3 separate regions of the Homo sapiens genome follow, and all the other regions are linked to region 2. A link is a contact called in ENCODE Hi-C or POLR2A ChIA-PET data. All regions are on one chromosome and are shown on one strand. The core of a region is the stretch at or near the end of the contact, and the rest is flanking DNA. Distances in the headings are between cores, read along the strand shown.

Evidence for each region. Hi-C counts contacts between places; a loop is a spot of excess contacts on that map. ChIA-PET counts read pairs that join two places held with the same protein, here RNA polymerase II (POLR2A). Pooled maps may share reads with other maps.
Region 1: a loop to region 2 is called in a map of mammary epithelial cell, with 3 times the contacts of the local background. The contact joins the promoter of VEGFC here to the promoter of NEIL3 in region 2. A Hi-C loop is called at or near these places in 2 of 168 maps with a recorded cell type or tissue (Calu3 and mammary epithelial cell) and 5 of 50 pooled maps. POLR2A ChIA-PET finds 5 or more read pairs at or near these places in 1 of 52 experiments (endothelial cell of umbilical vein).
Region 3: a loop to region 2 is called in a map with no recorded cell type, with 2.7 times the contacts of the local background. The contact joins the enhancer-like site here to the promoter of NEIL3 in region 2. A Hi-C loop is called at or near these places in 4 of 37 single-sample maps with no recorded cell type and 5 of 50 pooled maps.

Annotation. Positions count from the first base shown.
Region 1 is chr4:176,791,568-176,795,227 of GRCh38, forward strand. VEGFC (vascular endothelial growth factor C) reads right to left here and starts at 1,355. Exons shown (of 7, transcript NM_005429.5): 1 at 598-1,355. The coding sequence starts at 744.
Region 2 is chr4:177,308,108-177,311,423 of GRCh38, forward strand. It overlaps NEIL3 (nei like DNA glycosylase 3), which reads left to right and starts at 1,767. Exons shown (of 10, transcript NM_018248.3): 1 at 1,767-2,002. The coding sequence starts at 1,847. RefSeq lists a silencer at 1,648-1,767 and an enhancer at 1,848-1,937.
Region 3 is chr4:176,497,995-176,501,638 of GRCh38, forward strand. The region is part of intron 2 of LOC124900817 (a long non-coding RNA gene); the gene reads left to right. Among named protein-coding and RNA genes, the nearest start is that of HAFML, 150 kb to the right of the region's middle. Within about 2 kb of position 1,682, at least 2 of the 41 ENCODE cell types and tissues checked have a DNase peak (open chromatin) inside an H3K27ac peak, as active enhancers do.

The DNA.
Region 1 (3,660 bases), core at 105-2,604, 520 kb before region 2:
CATTGCTTGATTGTGATCTAACTGACTCTAATCTCCCGTTACATCTCAAGTCTGACCAACTTCAAGTGAACTCTGAAAGCTCTGGAGCCTGGTTACTAAAGTCCCTGACACTTTTTTTCTAAAGTCGCTCACAGCGCCTGGTGCTCTGCAGACTATGAACACTCCAGGAAAGTAAGGCTGGGTTGACTGATCACCAGTGTCCCAGAATCTGTTTGGAGTCCCATGAATCAGCTGGGGAAAGAAACGAGCATTTCCCGACCAAAATGAACTCATACTCTCCAGAGCCCCGCTGACTGGGCAGGGTTCAAGACCCCTTGGTTGCCCCAGAGGAAACCAGTCTGAAATAGATTTCGGGATCTCTCACTGGGCACCTCTCCGGGCCCTTCACTCGTGTAACTTGCTTGCCTCTCTAGTAACAACTTTCTATTTAAAAAGAAGAAGATTTTTCTCCAAAGCAGCGTGCACTGAGCTCAGTAACTTTGGATCCCACGTACACAAGCTTAAAGCACACACACTTTCCCCCGCGCAGGTTCTCGGGTCCGCCGCAGACCCTAACGCAAACTCTCGGGTTCTCCGCAAACCCTAACGCAGACCTACCGTGGCCTCGCCCGCGTCGGGCTCCGCGTCCGAGAGGTCGAGTCCGGACTCGAAGGCGGCGGCGGCGGCGGGCGCCTCGCGAGGACCCGGGAGCAGCGCAGCGGCGAGCAGAGAACACGCCACAGAGAAGAAGCCCAGCAAGTGCATGGTGGAAGGACCGGGGGTGGGGGACCGGTCCGCTGGCGGGGGCAGGGGTGGGGGCGCGGGCGCCCCTGCGAGGCCGCGGGCCCCTCCTGGTCCCTCTCCCCCGGGCTCCTCCCGGCGACCCCCCCTGGGCGAGCCGGAGGCGGCGGGAGCGGGTCCGGGGCTCCGCGTTCCCAACTTTGCAGGGCGCCCTCCCAGCCAGTGCCGGGGAAAGGCGGCGGGTGTCAGGTAAAAGCCTCACAGGAAACCGGACATCCGAGCTCCCCGCATTCGGAGCCCGCGAGGTGAAGCGAGGGCGAGGGAGGACGCCGCCGCGGTCCGCGTCGGTGTAGCTTTTTGGAGAGGCGGGGCGGGGGACACCAGAACACCCCGCGATGTTCAGCCCCTCCAAACCCGCCAGAGCCCTCGTCCCCCTCCTCCCTCCCCTTCCCCGAAGTGAGAGGAGCCGGGCCGCGGGCGCTGCGGCGGGGGCGCTGGCGGCGGTGCCGGGGGCGGGAGGAGGGCGGCGGGGCGGCTGGCGGCGGCGGGGCCCGGGAGCGCCGCGGCGCAGGATCCTCCAGAGCGCGCCGGGCTGAGCGGCGGCGGCGGCGGCGGCGGGCGCAGGGGCAGGGCATGACTGACGCGCCCTCTGCCTGCGCTTATGTGAGAGAAAGCGGCCGAGGGAGGGAGCGTGCCGAGCCCGGGCTGCCCTCCCCTCTCACTCTCCCTCGGAAGCCGTCTCCCTGGAGCTCCCCGTTTCCCTCGCCTCCTCCCCGGCGGCCCCACCTCCCCCGGCCCCCCTCTGGATCTCTCCCTCCCCGCCCCTGTCCCCTGCGGGGAGCGGGCGGCCGGAGGGGCAAGTTCAGTCCCGGGGCTGGCGGTTGGCGGGACCGGCTTTAGAGGTGATGCGACCACCCTGGACCACGTGCAGCGGGGAGAAACTGGGCACCGTGGGGTGGAGGGAGCCCCCGCTTTATCCTCGGCCACTCCCGAGTTCTTGTCCTCCCTCCCGCACGCCTGGCCCCCAGAGCCCTGCTCAAAGTTTGGAAATGTCCTGGGGGTTGTAAAAGTTCCAAGAAAAGGTCATCACTATGTCAGAGAACCCTATGGGACCTCGGAGGGGTCCCCTCTCTCCCTTGGTCTGTGTAGTTGAAAGTTGCCTGATGATCCAAGAACCGCAGTTCTCAGGATGCAGTGCAGGCTGTTGGGATGGATGCTAATGATCCCTTTGGAATCCTAAACTTCTGACAGGTGAAGAGAAGGGCCAGAATCTTCGTGGAGAGTAAAGAGACACATTGTCAGCTTCTGCAAGAAGTTGGTTTACTTGAAAAAGGGGGTGATAAAGAGAGATGTGTGTGAGACATATTCCAGAAAGGATGTGTAGCATCCAAAGAAAAGTGACTGCATTTCCCCATTGGAAAAGCACTGGGGTTTCCGTTGGGCTGGTGGCATTGGCTAGCTGCCTCCTTGGGGCAGGGTGAGCAGGTTACAGAGGACCACGCTAAGGGGTTTCAACAGTGTACAGAACATCAAAAGTCTGCCTTTCACTCCCAATCTACTTTTAAGTACACAGATGTTATAGGTCCATAATATCTTACCGGAAGAAGAGACTTTCTTATCTGGTTCAACTCTAGATTTGAAACTCCTCACCCATAATTTACTTGAAGGCTTAAATATCTCAAAGGACAGGGAACCTTCCATTCTGTGTGGCTGTTCACTCCCTTTATTGATGAGCAACACTGCTGAAAAGCATTTCCTTCTATCTCTCTATTGCTTTTGACTCCTGGAGTTTTACACAATAAATCTAATCTCACTTCCACAACTGAGTCCTTCAAATATTTTGAAAATATTTATCATGGTCTCCCTAAGCTAACTTTACTCCTGGCTAAATATCCCTTTTATTCCCCAAGATGACAGTTCCAGTTTCCCCCCTTAACCATACTGTTAGCTTTCCATGTTCATGAAGTATGCGGTTGAGAACATGGCTCGGTACTTAGTGCTGTAATGAGCATGCAGAATGGACAGTATGCCTTTGTTGATACAGCCTTGGATTGAGTTTATTTTCTGGCAGCCAAATCACAGTGTTGACTCACACTACCCTTAAAGTCAACAAAATTCCTCAATAATTTTTCATATGTACTGCTACTTAGTCACGTCTAAATTCCCCTGTATTTGTGGAGTTAAGTTTACTGTATCCAAGATGCTTTTTTATGTATCTTTATGAAATTCCATCCCATCAGACTCGGTCCATGATCTAGCCTGTTGAGATGTTTTGTGATTTGGAACATGGTCAGTGTATCACTCTCTTGCTGTCTTCCTGCTCTATGCATATTTGATCAGCCTGCCATAGTTATCTTCAGACATTGATAGATCTGTGAAAAGGGAACAGCTAAGGGCAGACTGGGGTAGGATTTGAATAGAAGGTGGAGTTTCCATTCAACCATTTGCTATTACAATGATTCTAAACTTTGATTGCACTTGGCATCACAAAAGGAGATTTTGAAAAAACAGATGCTTGAGTACACCTTCTGCCTTTCTGGCTTAACTGGTCTAACTGGAGTAAGGCTTGGACATCAGGATTCTAATAGGCAAACAAAATTGAGAACCACAGGCATTTCCAACACCCACAGGCCTAGCAGCGGGTGAAGACTGGAAAATCAACAAACTCAAAATATATCCAAAATATATTAATATCATATTAACTACTGTTTCATTTAAATACAGCAGTAAGCTGTATTCAAACTTTTTTCTCACAAAAGTGTTATCTTCCTGCTGCTATACTTTGAGTCAGAAAATGCTGGCAAAAAGTTTATTTGAATAAAAAAAAGGTCTCCAAAAACAATCATGCAGTAGTTGTTTGTCTTAAGGTTGGTCGGGCACGGTGGCTCACGCCTGTAATCCCAGCACTTTGGGAGGCCGAGGCGGGTGGATCATGAGGTC
Region 2 (3,316 bases), core at 517-3,016:
AAGAAGTAAGTTACCATAGTAAACTAAGTAATAAAGGGTGACTAAGTAATAAAGGGCATTGCAGCTTTCTCCTTGACTTCTCTCTTGGATCACACTCTCAGCTGCCATGTCATTAGAAGAGCCGAGCTGCACTATAGAGACACAAGAGGTGAGAAACTGAGGCCTCCTGCCAACAGCCATGCAAGTGACTCATCTCGGAAGTGGATCTTTTAGCTACAAAAAGCCTTTGGGGCACTTTAGCCTTGGCTAATATTTTAACTGTAACCTCTTGAGAAATGCTGAGCCAGGATGACTCTGGCTAGCTAGACTATTGCCAAATTCCTGACCCACAGAAACTTTGAAATAACAAATGGGATAATTGATGAGGTAACAATAAATAACTAGTACAACGCTGAAAGAGGAGAAGGTATATAGGACTTTTCTCCATCAAAGGACAGAGATTATTGAATTGAACAAGGGAGTAAAGTACAAATAGTCCTGAAATTGATCCAGCCAACTTTTGATCACTAATCTCTCCCTGCAAAGGAAAGATTTAATACTTTTCAAAATTTCAATCAAGTCTTCAGTATATTCAAATTCAACTCTCTAGTATACAGATGCTCCTCAACTTACGATGGGGTTATGTCCTGATAAACCCGTTGTAAACTGAAAATACAGTAAGTCGAAAATGCCTTTAATATATCTAACCTACCAAACATCATAGCTTCACGAGGCCCTCCTTAAATGTGTTCAGAACACTTACATTAGCCTACAGTTGGGAAAAATCACCTAACACAAAGCATATTTTATAATAAAGTGTTGAATAATTTATTGACTACTGTACTGAAAATGAAAAACAGAATGGCTATATGAGTACTCAAAGTACAGTTTCTACTGTGTGTCACTTTTGCACCATCATACAGTCAAAACACTGTTACGCTGGGGCATCCTAAGTCAGCAACCACCTGTGTATATGCTCTTGTGGTTTAACGGCAGCACAGTGCTATGCTTATGAAATCACTTAGAAATTGACATTCTGTTTTAATGTGTAGTATTTCAGTTTTCAAAAAAGAATACACTTTATAATTTACAAAACTATATGGAGTCATAAACTTCATAGATTTATATGTATGCATGCATCTTTGGTTAGGGTTGTGGGTAAATTTGAAAAGCTACGCATTACCCTCAAATTTATATAAACCTCTACGTTTAACAAAGCAATTTCATATAGCTTTCATCTTGGGGCGTCCCCTTACAAAATGGATGCATGCACTTAGGTAGGGCTCACTTAACTATCTAATAATGGAGTTTTTAAATATAGACACTAGAATATATTCTGCTGTTTGTTCCAAAAACCCTCTTCTTCGTTTCTCTTATCCCACCCACGTCCGAATATAGCATGCCAAAAACAGAGCCAAAAACAAGATTGTCTGTGACATATCTGTCCTGTCACAGACAAGGACAGATTAAGAGGACCAGATCAGAAAATGTGTGTATACTAAGTAGCTCAAAGACAAGGGCAAAACTTTAACGCAAAGAAAATACATTCAGAGCTTTCCAAGTCCCAATTTCTTCTGCTTTTACAGTTCAGCCTAGTTAGTTGTCCTCCACGCCCCCCGCCCCACGCGCGTTTGCGTTTTCTTAATAAACCCACAGCAAGACCTAGGGCGGGGGTGAACCACAGCGCATGCGCCGTAGGGAGCGACCTCAACAGCTAGGGTGCTGTTTGGGCGGGGCCTGGGCGGGGCCAGACGCGCGCGAGATTTGAATTTCCTCTGCGTGCGGTCAGTGCCCGCGCAGCGTTGAGTTGCACAGCGGTATTCTCACCAGGCCCTGCAATCGGTGGGCCACAGTGCCGGCCACAGAGATGGTGGAAGGACCAGGCTGTACTCTGAATGGAGAGAAGATTCGCGCGCGGGTGCTCCCGGGCCAGGCGGTGACCGGCGTGCGGGGAAGCGCTCTGCGGAGTCTGCAGGGCCGCGCCTTGCGGCTCGCAGCCTCCACGGTTGTGGTCTCCCCGCAGGTGAGCTACTCCTGTAACAGGCCATGCAGTCAGCAGGGGGGAAATGGAATAAAGACCCCATCAGGGTTCCAGGATTTAAAGTGTCATCTCTTTGCTCTGGCCCAGGTTTCCTGGGGTCCCACCTTTCACAGAGTTTATCGTCACTTTACTGTAGGGAGAAGTCGGTCCTAGCGCGCCTGCGCAGGAGAGGAGGGCTAGCGTTCTGGGCTCACGCTGCCGGAGCAAGATGCCCTAGGGGAATCCAGTGAAGGTGTTTTATCCGAGTCACCTTACTTAACTTCTTTATGATACACACATGGTTTCCCATGTCTACAGCTGCATTTTTTACTATTGATATTATCAAATCTCTGCTACCTCTGATATGTTTTCTTCGTCCCATTTTAAGCTTTTAGCATAAAATTCTACTTTCTTGCTTGGCTAATCTGCAATTGGTAAGTATATCACAACTAGTATATAATTCTAAAACTACACGTAGAAAATTTAGCACTAACTTCTCACTCAACTTCATATTGCCATCTAATTAAGGGGCAATGAAACCCAGTTCTGGTTCCCTTAAGTGAATTTATTTCTTTTTAAAGTAAACTAGCACAGCTTCTTGCCACTCAGGCATTCATTGCAGACGATGTGGTATTCATTTGGCCAGAACTTGTACTAAAAATATTCTGATTAAGGCATCATGTTTTAAAAGCCCTCTAGATGTATGGATGATTGTATTTCATGCCTACATGCAATATTGCACTGTATTTCAATTTCTTCTGCAAAGCTTCTTATAGCCTTTGGTCCTGGAAGAAAAAGTTGCCTGCTATGAAATTAGCATATGCTTACAACTTGAAAGAAATGAGGTTCTAAGTCTAAGAAAATATATTTTCAAACTTGGGAAAAAATAAGTTTTACATCTCCTTCCAATTGCCCTTTTGTTTATTTTGACTTGATATGCCAGTAAGTACTCTGTACCTATTTTTTTTTATTATTGTTATAGTGTTTCTAAAATCGTTTCAGGGTACCACAGAGATGGATTTTAGATGGTTTCTTAAGAATATTAATATTTATGAAAATTACTCATTCAATAAAATTTTGAATACTCAAGACACCTGGGGAGCAAAAACAAATACTTCCTCTTTTGGAGCCTATACTTCAGTTGGGAAGACACAAAGACATTCATTAAATAATCACCTAAAGAAATATAAATTAATAAGTTCTGTGAAGGAGAGATACACGATTCTTTAAGGACTTGTAGGAAGACCTGGGAAGGCTTCCCCAGGGAAGTAGCAAAGCTGAGGTGTGGGCCGGGTGCAGTGGCTCATGCCTGTAATC
Region 3 (3,644 bases), core at 432-2,931, 810 kb before region 2:
AACAATGAATTTTAAATTCCAAAACTGAGGGTACTGTAAGTTCACTGTATTGAAAGTTGCTGATGGAGTCCAGAGTCTGTTAGAACATAAAAAGCATGTGGTTTGTATTTTAGAGACATAAGACAGTGCATTTAGTCTGCATATCTGAACACTTTTTCCTTAGAGATTTTCCCTGTTAAATGGGACATTTGACATGGTAGAACAGCATGTGCAGGCAAAGCACATTCAGAACTTCATTGTTTTGAATTGGCTATAACAAAGCACAAAGTTCTTTCTAGGCACTCCAGCATAGCTCTTTCCAAGTCTGGGCTCCAAAAGGGATAGATTAAACAGGAAGGGTACCATGTAATGCTAATTCAGTCTTATCTAATTCAGTTCAGTAAAAATCTCAGTATTTTTGGTGTTCAATATACCAGGTAGACATTGTGGAAAACGGAAAGGCAAGTAAGACATCACTCATGACTTCCAGAGGTTTATATTATTGTAAGGGAGGTGGACATGGATGAATTAAAGGTCCTAGAAAGCAGACTCTGAGAACAATGGAAATACAGGTACAAGGGCAATGAGGGCTCAGGAGAGACCACATGATCGATTCCAACTGGGGAAACCACAGAGAGCATCCTGGAAAAGTTACAAAACTTTAAAGAATGAGTGGACTTAAGTATGCTCAGTTACTCTGTTTAATCTATGTATTATTTATTTATTCTTCCATTGATTTATTGAACAAATACTTTGGGATTCCTACTATGTAACAGTTATGTTGGTAGGAGCTACACAAGTGGATCATGGAATCTGGAGTTGAAGACAGACATTATTCAAATGATCACATGACTTACTATGAGCTGATCTGTGTTCTGAGGAAAAATAATTGACTATGTAAAATATAACAGAGGAAAGAGGCTTAGACCAGGGTTTGGGGAATGCCTGACATGAAACTTGACCTGAGATATGAAAAATAAATAGATGTCAATTGGTGATAAACGGGGTTGGGCCCACAGTTCCGGTAAGAGGAAGGGCATGAGTATCATTGACTTCATGATGCAAGCTGGTGAGAATGATCATTTTATCAGAGACTGTTTGCTGTGCAGAGAGAGAGACTGCACGTGTTAAAAGCACATTTTCTGGAGCCAGATTGCCTGGATTCCAATCCCAGCTCCACCACTCACCAGCTGTGTAACCTTGGGCACTTCGCTTCTCATTTCTAGGCTTCATTCCCTCACTGTAAATGGGGTAAGTGTAAGACTTATCTCAGAGAGTTACAGTGTAGATAGTATACATTCATAATGATAAAATAATATATTACTGATTAACTAGATTAATATACAATGTTAATATAATAATATTTAGGATTAAATGTATTAATTCATTATTCATTAAAATTATTTCCTGACATAAATCTTATAAATTGTATATTATAGAAAAAATAGTAAATATGTAATAGAATATTAGAATCATATATATGAGAATAATAATAGACATTATTATTATTATACCCATGAGTCTAAGTTGAAAACTCTGAATTTTCTGATTTAATAAGTCTGTATTTGGCCATATATTTCTTTCCCTTCTATAACATCTTTTCAATTCTCCAAACAACTAGGATCTCTGGGTGTTCTTTTGCCTCTTTTTCTAAAAACAATCATTTATAGGACATCTCATTCTGACTCATCAAATAAAGTCACTGAAATATGACATTCTTACTTAGTGGGTGGAAACAAAGGGATTTTTAAGAGAAGCAACATTTTTTCAGCATGTTTTATGAGTGCAAATCATAGCATAGTAAAATGATGCAATCCTCCGTGTTTTGTTTTCCACAATAAACTTTCTTTCTCCTAATAGTTAAGATCGTATATATTTTTCAGATTTACCCATCTCAAGATCAGTAATGCATGATTTTATTACACCCATAATTTTACCCTCATGTGCTGACATATACAAATTTATTTTGGTGGCATGTTCTTAATTTCTGGAGCTGCCATGCCATTTTCTTGACTAGTTTTATTTTGGTTTTGACTAATCTCTTATAATTTTGAAAAATAGAGCACTTTATTTTATGGTTTATATTTTTAATAATCATAACTCTCTTTTCTTCGGTTAACAATTCCCCCAGGTTTAAATTAATTCCTGTCCATTTACCCTCCATTGAAGCATAGCATTACATGAATTTATGTTACAGCAGCATACGTGGTGCCGAATACATAAAACATATAAAATATAATCACACACACACACACACACACACACACACACATATATATATGTATACATATACATATATTTTTTAATTTATTTCATTTTTGCCTAGGCTGGACTGCACTGGGGCTATCGTGGCTCACTGCAACCTCTGCTGTCCGGGTTCAAGCGATTCTCCTGCCTCAGCCACTCGAGTAGCTGGGATTACAGACACCCACCACCACACCCAGCTAATTTTTGTATTTTTAGTAGAGACGGGGTTCCACCAGGTTGGCCAGGCTGGTCTTGAACTCCTGATCTCGGGTGATCCGCCCACCTCGGCCTCCCAAAGTGCTGAGATTATAGGTGTGAGCCACCATGCCCAGCTACATATATATGTTTTTGCCTTTCCAATTAGATAACAAATCTTTGAGGGTGGGAGCCAGGCTTGTGATTTTTCTAGTATTGTTCCAGAGTATCCTGCGCTGGGCTCAGCACAAAACAGTTGCTCCATAAAGTCTAGTTGGATTTAATTGAAGTACTTCTGTAGCAAAACTTTGCAGCACTTACTTTGGGGCAGCTTTCTCAGCTGGTAAGTATCAATGAAAACTTAAATGACTGTGAAATAAATTATCTTAAATGTAAAAGTCAAAAATAAAAATCAATTACTTTTCTATTTTGTTCAATGGTTTTTATGGAAAATATAGGCTTGCCTATCCTCACCTACTAAGTTGTCATACAACAATATATCTGAATAAATAAGATTTTCTGGTAACACATTGTATATTTTGAATGAAATTCAGTTACTTGAGTTTTGAAAATGGCTTAAATGGGCTAGAAAGACATAAAACGGTGAGCTGCCTCACTTTTATAGCAGCTGTGTGAGACTATGATTATAAAAACATGCCATGTAAAGGTATCAATCTGCTACAAATTTTCCTGACAGAATTTGTGGAATATTCTTCATTTCCAAGACCATTACCAGAAAATAAAAGCCTGAGATTCAACACTGTCAATCCAATCATCTGGTTAGACTTATACCTTGGTCTAACAGTTTACTGAAAATTACCACCAGGAAAACCCAATCATCTCCAAATAAGTGACATTATTTTACACTAAATTTAGCAAACTAATCTAACTATACATGGGGTGAACACTTAATTGTCTACCTACATTTGCAATACATAAAAAGGCAACAGTTTTCTATATATGTGAAAAATAGTCGCTCTGAGTTCACCAAGCCTTAGGTTATGCTACATAATTTGATTTTTATAACACTATATATCCAGGTATCAAATTTTTCTGATTAAGAAAATGACATAAAATAAAATTTGCTAAAATCAAATTAAACGCCTTTGAGTTTTGCCATTTAGTTTCCAACTAAAGCGTATGCGAATTATTTCTCCACATGTACTTCTATTTCTTAATTACTTCTGCTTCCACTCATATGCTTTTCTTCCTTAGGAAAGGCA